Regions from separate parts of the Homo sapiens genome. Here regions 1 and 3 are each linked to region 2. Evidence: chromatin contacts called from ENCODE Hi-C or POLR2A ChIA-PET data. All regions are on one chromosome and are shown on one strand. Each heading gives the region's core, a stretch centred on a gene start or an enhancer-like site at or near the end of the contact. The rest is flanking DNA. Distances are from core to core; before and after follow the strand shown.

The links. A loop is a pair of places that touch in the nucleus more often than their neighbours do. ChIA-PET counts read pairs that join two places held with the same protein, here RNA polymerase II (POLR2A). Pooled maps may share reads with other maps.
Region 1: a map of PC-3 shows a loop between it and region 2 (2.6-fold over the local background). The contact joins two enhancer-like sites. A Hi-C loop is called at or near these places in 1 of 168 maps with a recorded cell type or tissue (PC-3), 11 of 37 single-sample maps with no recorded cell type and 10 of 50 pooled maps.
Region 3: a loop to region 2 is called in a pooled map, with 2.6 times the contacts of the local background. The contact joins two enhancer-like sites. A Hi-C loop is called at or near these places in 2 of 168 maps with a recorded cell type or tissue (PC-3 and PC-9), 1 of 37 single-sample maps with no recorded cell type and 9 of 50 pooled maps. POLR2A ChIA-PET finds 5 or more read pairs at or near these places in 1 of 52 experiments (activated T-cell).

The regions. Positions count from the first base shown.
Region 1 is chr3:189,684,684-189,687,967 of GRCh38, forward strand. The region is part of intron 1 of TP63 (tumor protein p63); the gene reads left to right. Among named protein-coding and RNA genes, the nearest start is that of TP63, 55 kb to the left of the region's middle. Within about 2 kb of position 1,353, at least 5 of the 41 ENCODE cell types and tissues checked have a DNase peak (open chromatin) inside an H3K27ac peak, as active enhancers do; they include PC-3, where a contact is called at or near this core.
Region 2 is chr3:189,272,603-189,275,587 of GRCh38, forward strand. The region is part of intron 4 of TPRG1 (tumor protein p63 regulated 1); the gene reads left to right. Among named protein-coding and RNA genes, the nearest start is that of TPRG1-AS2, 34 kb to the left of the region's middle. RefSeq lists an enhancer at 333-522. Within about 2 kb of position 1,294, at least 4 of the 41 ENCODE cell types and tissues checked have a DNase peak (open chromatin) inside an H3K27ac peak, as active enhancers do; they include PC-3, where a contact is called at or near this core.
Region 3 is chr3:189,764,871-189,768,046 of GRCh38, forward strand. The region is part of intron 3 of TP63 (tumor protein p63); the gene reads left to right. Among named protein-coding and RNA genes, the nearest start is that of MIR944, 63 kb to the right of the region's middle. Within about 2 kb of position 1,726, at least 3 of the 41 ENCODE cell types and tissues checked have a DNase peak (open chromatin) inside an H3K27ac peak, as active enhancers do; they include PC-3, where a contact is called at or near this core.

The sequences.
Region 1 (3,284 bases), core at 103-2,602, 410 kb after region 2:
GCAGTGGTGCAATCTCGGCTCACTGCAACCTCCGCCTCCCGAGTTCAAGCGATTCTCATGCCTCAGCCTCCCGAGTAGCTGAGATTACAGGCATACGTTACCAAGCCCAGCTAATTTTTTATATTTTTAGTAGAAATGGGGTTTCTCCATGTTGGTCAGGCTGGTCTTGGACTCCTGACCTCAGATGATCCACCCGCCTTAGCCTCCCAGAGTGTTGGGATTACAGGTGTGAACTACCGTGCCTGGCCAAGGATATACTTATATATTATTTGTGTAATAGATATAATCAAACAAATACATATAGAGTAGAATAGTTTAGAAAAGAAGTGAAAGAGCAAAAGGAAGACTACAAAGTATGGCAGACCCTAGACAAACCATAAATGAGAATAGACAAATAGAATGTGGTGGAAATTCTGACTTTTTCTAAACGAATATGAGAGTATTCTAAATGTAACCAAAGACAGAAATCAGTGAGTAGATTACCATAATACCAAAAGTACTTCAAAAAGGAGGAGATTGCAAGGTGGTGGCAGGAGATGGCATGGGGAGGATGCTAAGGGGCTTGGTTGGGTTAGAGTTGATAAAGGCAGAGTCAAATGGACTGGAGAGGTTTTTGTCTCTTCTTAGGTTGATGTTTCTCCCTTTGCCCTGCATTGCAGGTTGTTTCTTCCTCTGCCTCACTTAGTTTTGGATAAGTCCAGTATTTTCCTTTTTTCATCCTCAGTGTTACTCTTCTTTCACTTCTCCTGCCTTTATTCTTTTCACCCTAGCTTCTTTTGTTCTCTAAGGCCCAGTCAAGATGAAGCTTCCCGCAGCCAGCTTCTGTAGCACTTACTTTAAACCTCTCTCATAACATATGGTTTCCTGTGAACTCCATCAAGGCATAAAAGGTTTTAACTCTATATTTCCCAAACTGGTTTGTGTAGCAAGTCTTCAATACATGTGTGTTCAATGGAAGAAAGGAGGAAGAATAGGAAAAAGAAAAGAAAGCTTTTTCTCTCACAGCTGATTTTTCTATAGAATTAGAAATTTGATAGCAATATTGATATTAAATTTGAAAGCATTATTTTATAGCAATAACGCAATTGTATCTTTCCAGTCATCTTACCCCAGACATGTAGGATGTGAATCAGAGGTAATATATTTCTCCTTCTTAAAACAACAACTCCGAGACAATATGAGCTTTTTAAAAGAAGGGAACTATCTGAGAAACAAATGAACAAAGAGAAGGGGGATAAAATGGTGAGAAGAGTACTGCTTTGCTCTGGGAATCAGAAAACCCTACATTTCTGCCTTGACTTTGCACTAAGTAGCTGTCTTGAGTACTGCACTTCATATTTCTGAGTCACAGTTTCTTCTCTTGTAAAATGAGGAGTTTGGCTCAAAGTTCTCCAAATTGTTTGATTATGTGGCAGAAAGTAAAGAAGAAGAGAGTGCAGAGCTGTGACTCGTCATTTCCGGAGGGAAAGGAAAGCACAGAGGAATGTGTACTCTTGGTGTCCAGGTTCAGGCCTCCATCCTGATCACTAATTTTTGAGTTTGTCCCTTGAACTTTTACCTGTTTTCTTTTTATGAGACAAAACTTATATTTTAGATTCTGTCTTTGCAGTTTCTCCTCCTTCATACTGAAGCTGGCAATAGAAGACAGTGAGTGAGTAAGAAGTGTCTTAAACAAGAATGGCTGGAAACAGAGCTCTCTCCCAGGCAGGGTGGTAATGCCAGCAATTCAAAGAAACTAAGATGTGGCATCACAGGATGTCTCCAGTTTTTGGGGATCATGGACCCTCATATCTTGGCTTTCAAAAAGTGAATGGTAGGTGGCTGTTGACTGAGGCTTTCTTAGAAACATAATTTCATGAACTACTGGAAAGAGACAGGAACTTAGAGTCTACCCAGTGGAAAAAGAATAAATAAATAAATAAATAAATAATGCCCAAGAGCTTAAAAAAATGATAGCAAAGTTTACAAACTTGCCAGATAAGGGAACATACCACCAGTAAAATAATTCACTGAGAACTTTACTCAGGGGGTGGGGGGCAGGGGCAGGGTTTTTTTTTTTTTTTTTGAGACAGAGTCTTACTCTGTCAGCCATGCTGGAGTGCAGTGGCACAATCTCAGCTCACTGCAACCTCTGCCACCCAGGTTCAAGCGATTCTCCTGCCTCAGCCTCCCGAGTAGCTGGGATGACAGGCACCTGCCACCACGCCCAGCTAATTTTTGTATTTTTAGTAGAGACGGGGTTTCTCCATATTGGTCAGGCTGGTCTTGAACTCCTGACCTTGTGATCTACCTGTCTCAGCCTCCCCAAGTACTGGGATTACAGGTGTGAGCCACCGCGCCTGGCCAAGGGTCAGGGTTTTTAATGCTAGGAAGAGGAGGTCCTTGGTGGTTGGGTGAATGAAGGATTGAAAATTAGCACTCTAGATAAGGGAGAAGTGGTCTACAGATCTGTACACAGTTGGGCAAAATGAGCTCCATTGTCTTCAGTTAGGTTCAATAGAGTCTGGAGTACCCAGATCATTCAAGTCCATGGTCAAATCAGCTCCACTTGATTTGACTCAGTTATGATGAAACGGTACATAGTTTTGCTATTTTCTAGGTGAGTTTTCACATAAATGCAAAGTTTTCTTTTAATACAATCCAATCCCATCATTTTAGAGATGGGAAAACCAAGACAAGAAATGGAAAAACACTTGCCTAGTTTGAATGATTCCACATTTGTGTCAGAAATCAGCATTATTTTATCTTTGATGCTTGCCTGTTACTTGAGCTTGATAACTTTACAGCCCTGCCTCAGTTGAAGTCTTACCTCCTTTGTAAAAGGGGAACCTAGTTTGTAGTCTCCTTTTGTAATTTCAAGGGAATATAGAATTGCAAATAAAAATGAAGTGGGCTGCTACAAAAAACAGTGAGACTCCGAATTATCTAGGTTACTTAAAGAATAGCAAGACAACCACGTAGTAGGGCCACTAGAGGGAAATATCAAGCTTCAAATGGGCGACTGGACAATGTGCCCTTTAAAGTGACTTCTAATTCTAATGTACAATGGTAGAGGAACCATGAGTATTGTATCGTTACCCTCACTGTCTTCTCTTCTACCATAAACATCTTGAGAGAAGAAATAATGTCTTATTTACAGTTCCCTGAAATGTAGCAGGTGTCCAATAATACCTGTTAAATAACAGAATGAACATAAAAACTGTGAAGCAAACAGTTGGAGATCCTTTGGAAGGACATCTGTCAAGACTAGACTATGTTATGGCTCTTTATTTCCCTTTCATTTC
Region 2 (2,985 bases), core at 44-2,543:
TCTTCTCTTCTCTTCTTTCTTTCTTTATCTTTCTCTCTCTCTCTTTCCTTCCTTCGTTTCTTTCTTCCTTCCTTTCTTTCCTTTCTTTCTTTCTCTTTCTTTCTTTCTTTCTCCTTCCTTCCTTCCTTCCTTCCTTCCTTCCTTCCTTCGTTCCTTCCTTCCTTCCTTCCTTCCCTCTCTTTCTTTTCTACAAAGGCTCAATACTAAATAGGATCAGTAGGTCCACTAGGCAGCTCAGACAAGGATAGACATTTATAAAGTACTCCAAGCTACAGAAAGGTGGTGCTAGAGACTCTTCTATTTCTGATGGGGTCTGGGGTCTGTAATGGAATAGCCATAGATTACTAAAGAGTAGACCATCCAAAGCAGGCATTTTCTCTCCAGTGATCCTGACAAGTGGTTATCCAGCCTCTGAAGGCTTCTGGTGAAAGAGAATCCACTGCTTCCTGCTCGGCCTCTCTGACTCTGGTAGAATCTAGTTAGAATGTGTTGAGGGAAAATCAGCTCCTCTAATCAGCTCCTCTTGAAGCTGTCACTTGTTGGTCCTAGTATTTTATTCTGTAGCTATACAGAATCAAGAATCTATTTATTAATTCAACTACTATTTACTTCCTATTACTTGTCAAACACTCCAGAGCTAACATTTTTCTTTTTAAGGGCTTACTGTATGGCTGGAGAGGTAGAAAAGTAAAATCTCAATTCCAGTATGATGTGGCAAGTGCTGCTGGAGTTAAACATGGAAAACTGTGGCCATGCAGAGAAATGCACCTCACTCAGATGAGGAGGCAGGGAAAATACTGCAGAGAGTTTGAAAATCAAAAGTTTTTATGTCCTTCATTCCCATCCTCACTAGGCTAACTGTGCTTAGAGTATGCGACAGGCAGTGTGACAGGAAGTTGTAGACTCAGGAAACTTGAGTTCTAATCCCAGTTTTGCTGATATTGTCCCTACGTAACATTGGACAAGTTTAATTTATTAGCCATAGTAGAGAATGCAAATAGCATCCTGTCATGTTATTTAGTCTTTGGAATTTCCAAAAAAGCAGTGAATGCACTCATTTGATAGCTCTGGCCCAGTATTTCCTCCTTTATTTCTCCTCATCCCTGGTTGGCCTGGAGTTGAAAATCAGTGCTTTATTCTCCCTGTGTCTGGGCTTTCTCATGTCTCACTCTACCCCTCTTCCAAGCCATAGGCCTATATTGGTCTGTCCCTTAGCTTGTGCCTGAAATGTTCTCAACAATCATTAAATGAAAAGCATGCTTACAGAAACCCACAGAAATTGTGAATGTACACAGGCACATTGGAAGTTGCCCCCAGGTATGTTGCCATTGACCAGGACAACAAAGATGACTAAGGGAGTGTCTGCCCACTCCTATGTGGAAATAATGTTGTATTTGTCTGGAAGCCAGTGAAAAAATTATGTTGAATGGCCTCATGACAGGCTATTTTGTACCCCAACTGTCTTAATACCTCAAATTCTTTATCTTTTAACTTCTCGGAACCCAGATTTTTTTTTTTTTCACTGATCCATGGAGTGATTTTTAGAAAAAGGCTAATGACCCTGACCTCAGAGTCTGATGAGCCTGTGAGAAATGGGATAGGCATTACTCCCACCTACTTCAGCTAAGCTCTGATAATTTTCTTAGAGCTAAAATGAAATGAAAATTTTGGCTGAGTGGGTTATCTCACTATCATTGGAGGGAAATCTCTTAACGATGGAATATGCAATCTAGTCTCTAGGTCCAGTTACATAAAATATTATTTTTCCTGGATTGGGAAAAATGTAATTGCCGTTTGTTCAGCCTGTTTGGATAAAATTTTACAGTCAAAGCCACTCTTTCTTGGGAGTTTTTATATTGTACAGAACTTAAATAAGAACTTAGACTAAAAGGGACGGTGACTTCCCTGATTTTTGGGATTTGAATGACTCTTGTGTGTAGTAGGGTGAGTAGTAATCGAGGGTAGGGCCCAGATAGTAGCACTGAGACTTCTCTGTGACTCTGGTATCAGAGCACAGAATTTCTAATGTACTTTCAGTAAACTTTGACCACTGATTCAAATTTTTGCAAAATAATCTCCAGGATTTGCTACCTTCTCTCTTTTCCCTAGACTGAAAAAGGTGAGGCTTGTCCCTCAACTTGGAAATAGGTATTTCTTACCAATTTAAAAACATTTGAAGATAATCAATTAATTTTGATAACATTTAAAAGCATATGAACAGTTAATTCCCACCTTAAATTGAATTTTGACCTGTGCTTTTTTTTTCTTATAAAAATAAATAATAAACAAGAATCACTAAGTTTTCCCAAGGGCATTTCTTGATAATGTAATGAGTGTGTGTGTGTGTGTGTGTGTGTGTGTGTGTGTGTGTGTGTGTATGAAGTCATTATTGACTAACAATTGTAATCCACAAAACCATGCATTCATCAAATATTTATTGAGGTTAAGGCACTGCATGTATTTATGTCTTCTGATTGCTCTAAGTAGAAGGGAACAGAATCACCTGCAGTGAAGTCTGAGGCCTTTTTCTTTTTAGCTGAACTTCAAATCAATCTTCTACTTGACAACTTGACTTAAACAACAAACAGCATACATACAGTGTTATTTCAATACAGATCCAAACAATCTTAATAGAATAACCATGCAATGAGCATGAATATGTGTACATCCCTGTTTTAGATGTTTTAGTCATATAGAGCCAAGCAACACAGTTCCTGCTATAACTACTACATGCTCTAGTAGCAAGGATAAGTCAAGTATATATACAGCTATATTATAAGGTGCAATAAGGATATGCCAGTGGAGACGAATTGACAATAAAGAGAATTCATACAGTTGTGACTGCATCTGGGCAACACAAAGGAAATAGTATAAGACGAGACCTTTGGAAGATAGTAACAGGTGGGAAGTTGGGATGTGAAGAAAGGGTTAGAGGGAAAGGCTATTCCAGGGAGAAGGTATAGCAAGAATAAAGCCATATGGTCA
Region 3 (3,176 bases), core at 476-2,975, 490 kb after region 2:
TGCTTTGTCCTGGAATGGAGCGCACTTTGTTCTAGTAAATGTTCCTACCTGCTTTTCTTAAAATTAGAACTAGATGGCTTATAAAATGTGGCTTTTAAAAAAGAACTCTTTTAGATGTCTGGGTGGGGTATCAGATGATTTTTCTGTAATCAAAGCTTTATTGGAGCGTTGTGGATTTAGTGATGTTGGCTGCCCTGGATGAAAGGAATCAGCAGAAACCATCTTTGCTATTGAATTAAATAGATGCAGCCAGTTTCCCATTTAACCAAGATATTTTATTCACTTTTTAGCAATAAGCCTGTTTAGGAAAAGAGACAACTCAGCTGCTTGATGAGATTTTATGGTTTGATAGAAAACTAAGGAGAATATAGAGCAGAAAAAAAAAATCAGTTTTGTGACTAATTGATATGAGAAACAAATGTATCCCCGTATATTGTTTTTTTCCCCCCTGAGATCCAAGAATTAATCTCATCAAGTAACATTAAGTTCTTTGGAAATCCTTTGACATAAAAAGGAAAATTGGGGTTTTCAATTTGGGGCTTTGTAAATATCCTGTCCTCTGCTTTTTTTTTTTTTTTTTTTTTGAGACAGAGTCTCACTCTGTTGCCCAGGCAGAGTGCAGTGGGGGGATCTTGGCTCACTGCAAGCTCCGCCTCCCGGGTTCACGCCATTCTGCCTCAGCCTCCCGAGTAGCTGGGACTACAGGTGCCCACCAAACATTCCCAGCTAATTTTTTGTATTTTTAGTAGAGACAGGGTTTCACCGTTTTAGCCAGGATGGTCTCGATCTCCTGACCTCATGATCCGCCCACCTCGGCCTCCCAAAGTGCTGGGATTTAAGGCGTGAGCCACCGCGCCCGGCCTGTCCTCTGCATTTTTAAAGGAACAGCAGTTTGGTGAAAAAGCACTGGCCTAGGAGCCAGGAGCCTTGGCTTCTGTTCTTCATGCTGCTGCCACTAATTGTTTTCTGTTCATGAACAGATAACTCCCCCTCTGGGCTTAGTTTCCTTATGGGTGAAAGCACGGAGTTGGGCTAGGTGAATACTCAGTGTTCTTATAGTCTGTAATGGATAAATCTCCATGCTCTTGCTTCTGAATTCTATGTTGCTAGGATTCCTCTTGTGTCTCCATGTGGCTATGGTGGGCACCCAGCACATCTAAATAGGTTTTTAAGAAACATTGGTGCACAGGTGCAATGGTGAATGCCTGTAGTCCCAGCTACTTGGGAGGCTGAGTGGGGAGGATCACTTGAACCCAGGAATTTGAGACTGCAGTGTGCTATGGAGCCACTGCCCTCTAGCCTGGCCAACATAGCAAGACCTCATCTAAAAAAATAATAACTAGTGAAAGCATATATAAACAAATGTAAACTGTATGAAATAGTGTAAAACAACATTTCTTTCTAAATAATAGCTGTAGCGTGGAATCTAAAGAGTTTGATGGTGTCTCTTCTTTCTTTCTGTCCTTGGATCGGGGGTGAGCATTGCAAAAACCCAAACACAAAAGCTACATTTACATATCTGAAAAAATAAATACTTCCTAATCAGGTTTTTTTTTTCTGTGGAGGTGGGGTGGGTGGTAAGGTATTACACTAATAAAGACCAGTCATAAATGTGAATACTGTCTGGAGTTGGTGAAAGGAGAAGTTCCTAACTCTTTCTGTTACTCTCCTGTTCCTTTCTCTAACATGCTGCCTCTGTCTTCCTCGCAAGCCCTGCAGGCAGTGTTCTTTCCAAACAACTACTTGCCTAACCAGTTCATTGGAATGTCTTTTCTCCAGACTGTCTCCTCATTGAGATTTCTTCTGAAAATTAACCTCGCTAAAAACATAAATCATGTTTAAAAAAAATACAGTGGTAAATATTGCACATAAAATCTTTTCTCTGGTTTAAAAAAATGCACAAACCTACCTACCACTTTGAAACAGCAACAGTAACAAAAACAGAAACAATTAGGGCAACAGTTGCTTTTCTCCTTTTAAAGAAAATACTTTTCTTGGTTGCAATTGTTCTTTGGAGTGACAGGGATTAAACTCTTTGGATGAAATCTTTCCTCCTTATTGCACACCTCCTATCCCTCACCCTGCAGCCTGGGAGTGATTTTAGGAAATATTAAGTATATATTTTCTTGGCTGGCACTTTAAATAAGGTATAAATTGTGGAACAAAGTATAAAAATCACGTATTTCCACAAATCTTGCCATATAACAAATCTTTCCCCATAACTTTTTGTTTGTTTGCTTTCATACAAACAAAAGGTTCTTCGTCTATGGTGAAAAATGTAATGGTTGTAGAGTATATACTTCAAAATTTATCTTTATTATTTATTAGCATCTTAGGCAATCACAGATGTCAGTGGATTCTTTTCCTTTTTTATTTTATTTGAACCAGTTTCTCATCCAGCAGTTCTACATGAAAGAAAAAAAAACATGAACAGTAATAACTCACATAACATGTTCTTGTTGTTGTGTATAGGTACTATTAAATAAATAGGGATAGTTTGTGGTTTGAATTCATTGAAGGGGAAAAACCAGTAAACATGTACCAATCTTTCAATTTATGCAGCGGAATCAGGATGCTTTTCATAGTGTTATAAAAATTCAATTTCGCTTTCTCTGGCTAAAATCTGAATGGCCAAGAATGGAATAGTCATTTTCTTTGCTAGTTTCGTATTTGAAGATATCCCCAGAATTTGAATCAATCTGAAGTTTGATTTTCATTTCTAACTCCTCTGGAACAATATGATGAAACAGCCATACTCATCAGGAAGTTCAGCTAAACAGGAGCTCATGGTTGGAAAACCGTGAGTCTCAAGTTTTACCATATAGAGTGTAGGATACTAAATTGTCTGATAGACAATAGAAATAAGTCATCATCTTATGGCTTAATTACAGGAGAAAAGAATGTTCAGACTCAAATATCTCAATAAACAGACTGTTGTACAGAGACAAAAGAGCTACCTTAGAAGTTTTGGACCCTGGATTGTAGTCATGAATTCTCTACCATTTAGTGATGTGATCTGACACATGTCACTAACCCTCTCTAGTGTCAGTTTCGTCACTTACAATAATCTAAATATTTGATATTTAATCCAGGATTTTAGAATAATAATACATATGTGAAATCACATACAATATGTCAGCACATCACGTAAAACAAATGAAGTAGCATTTTATTGT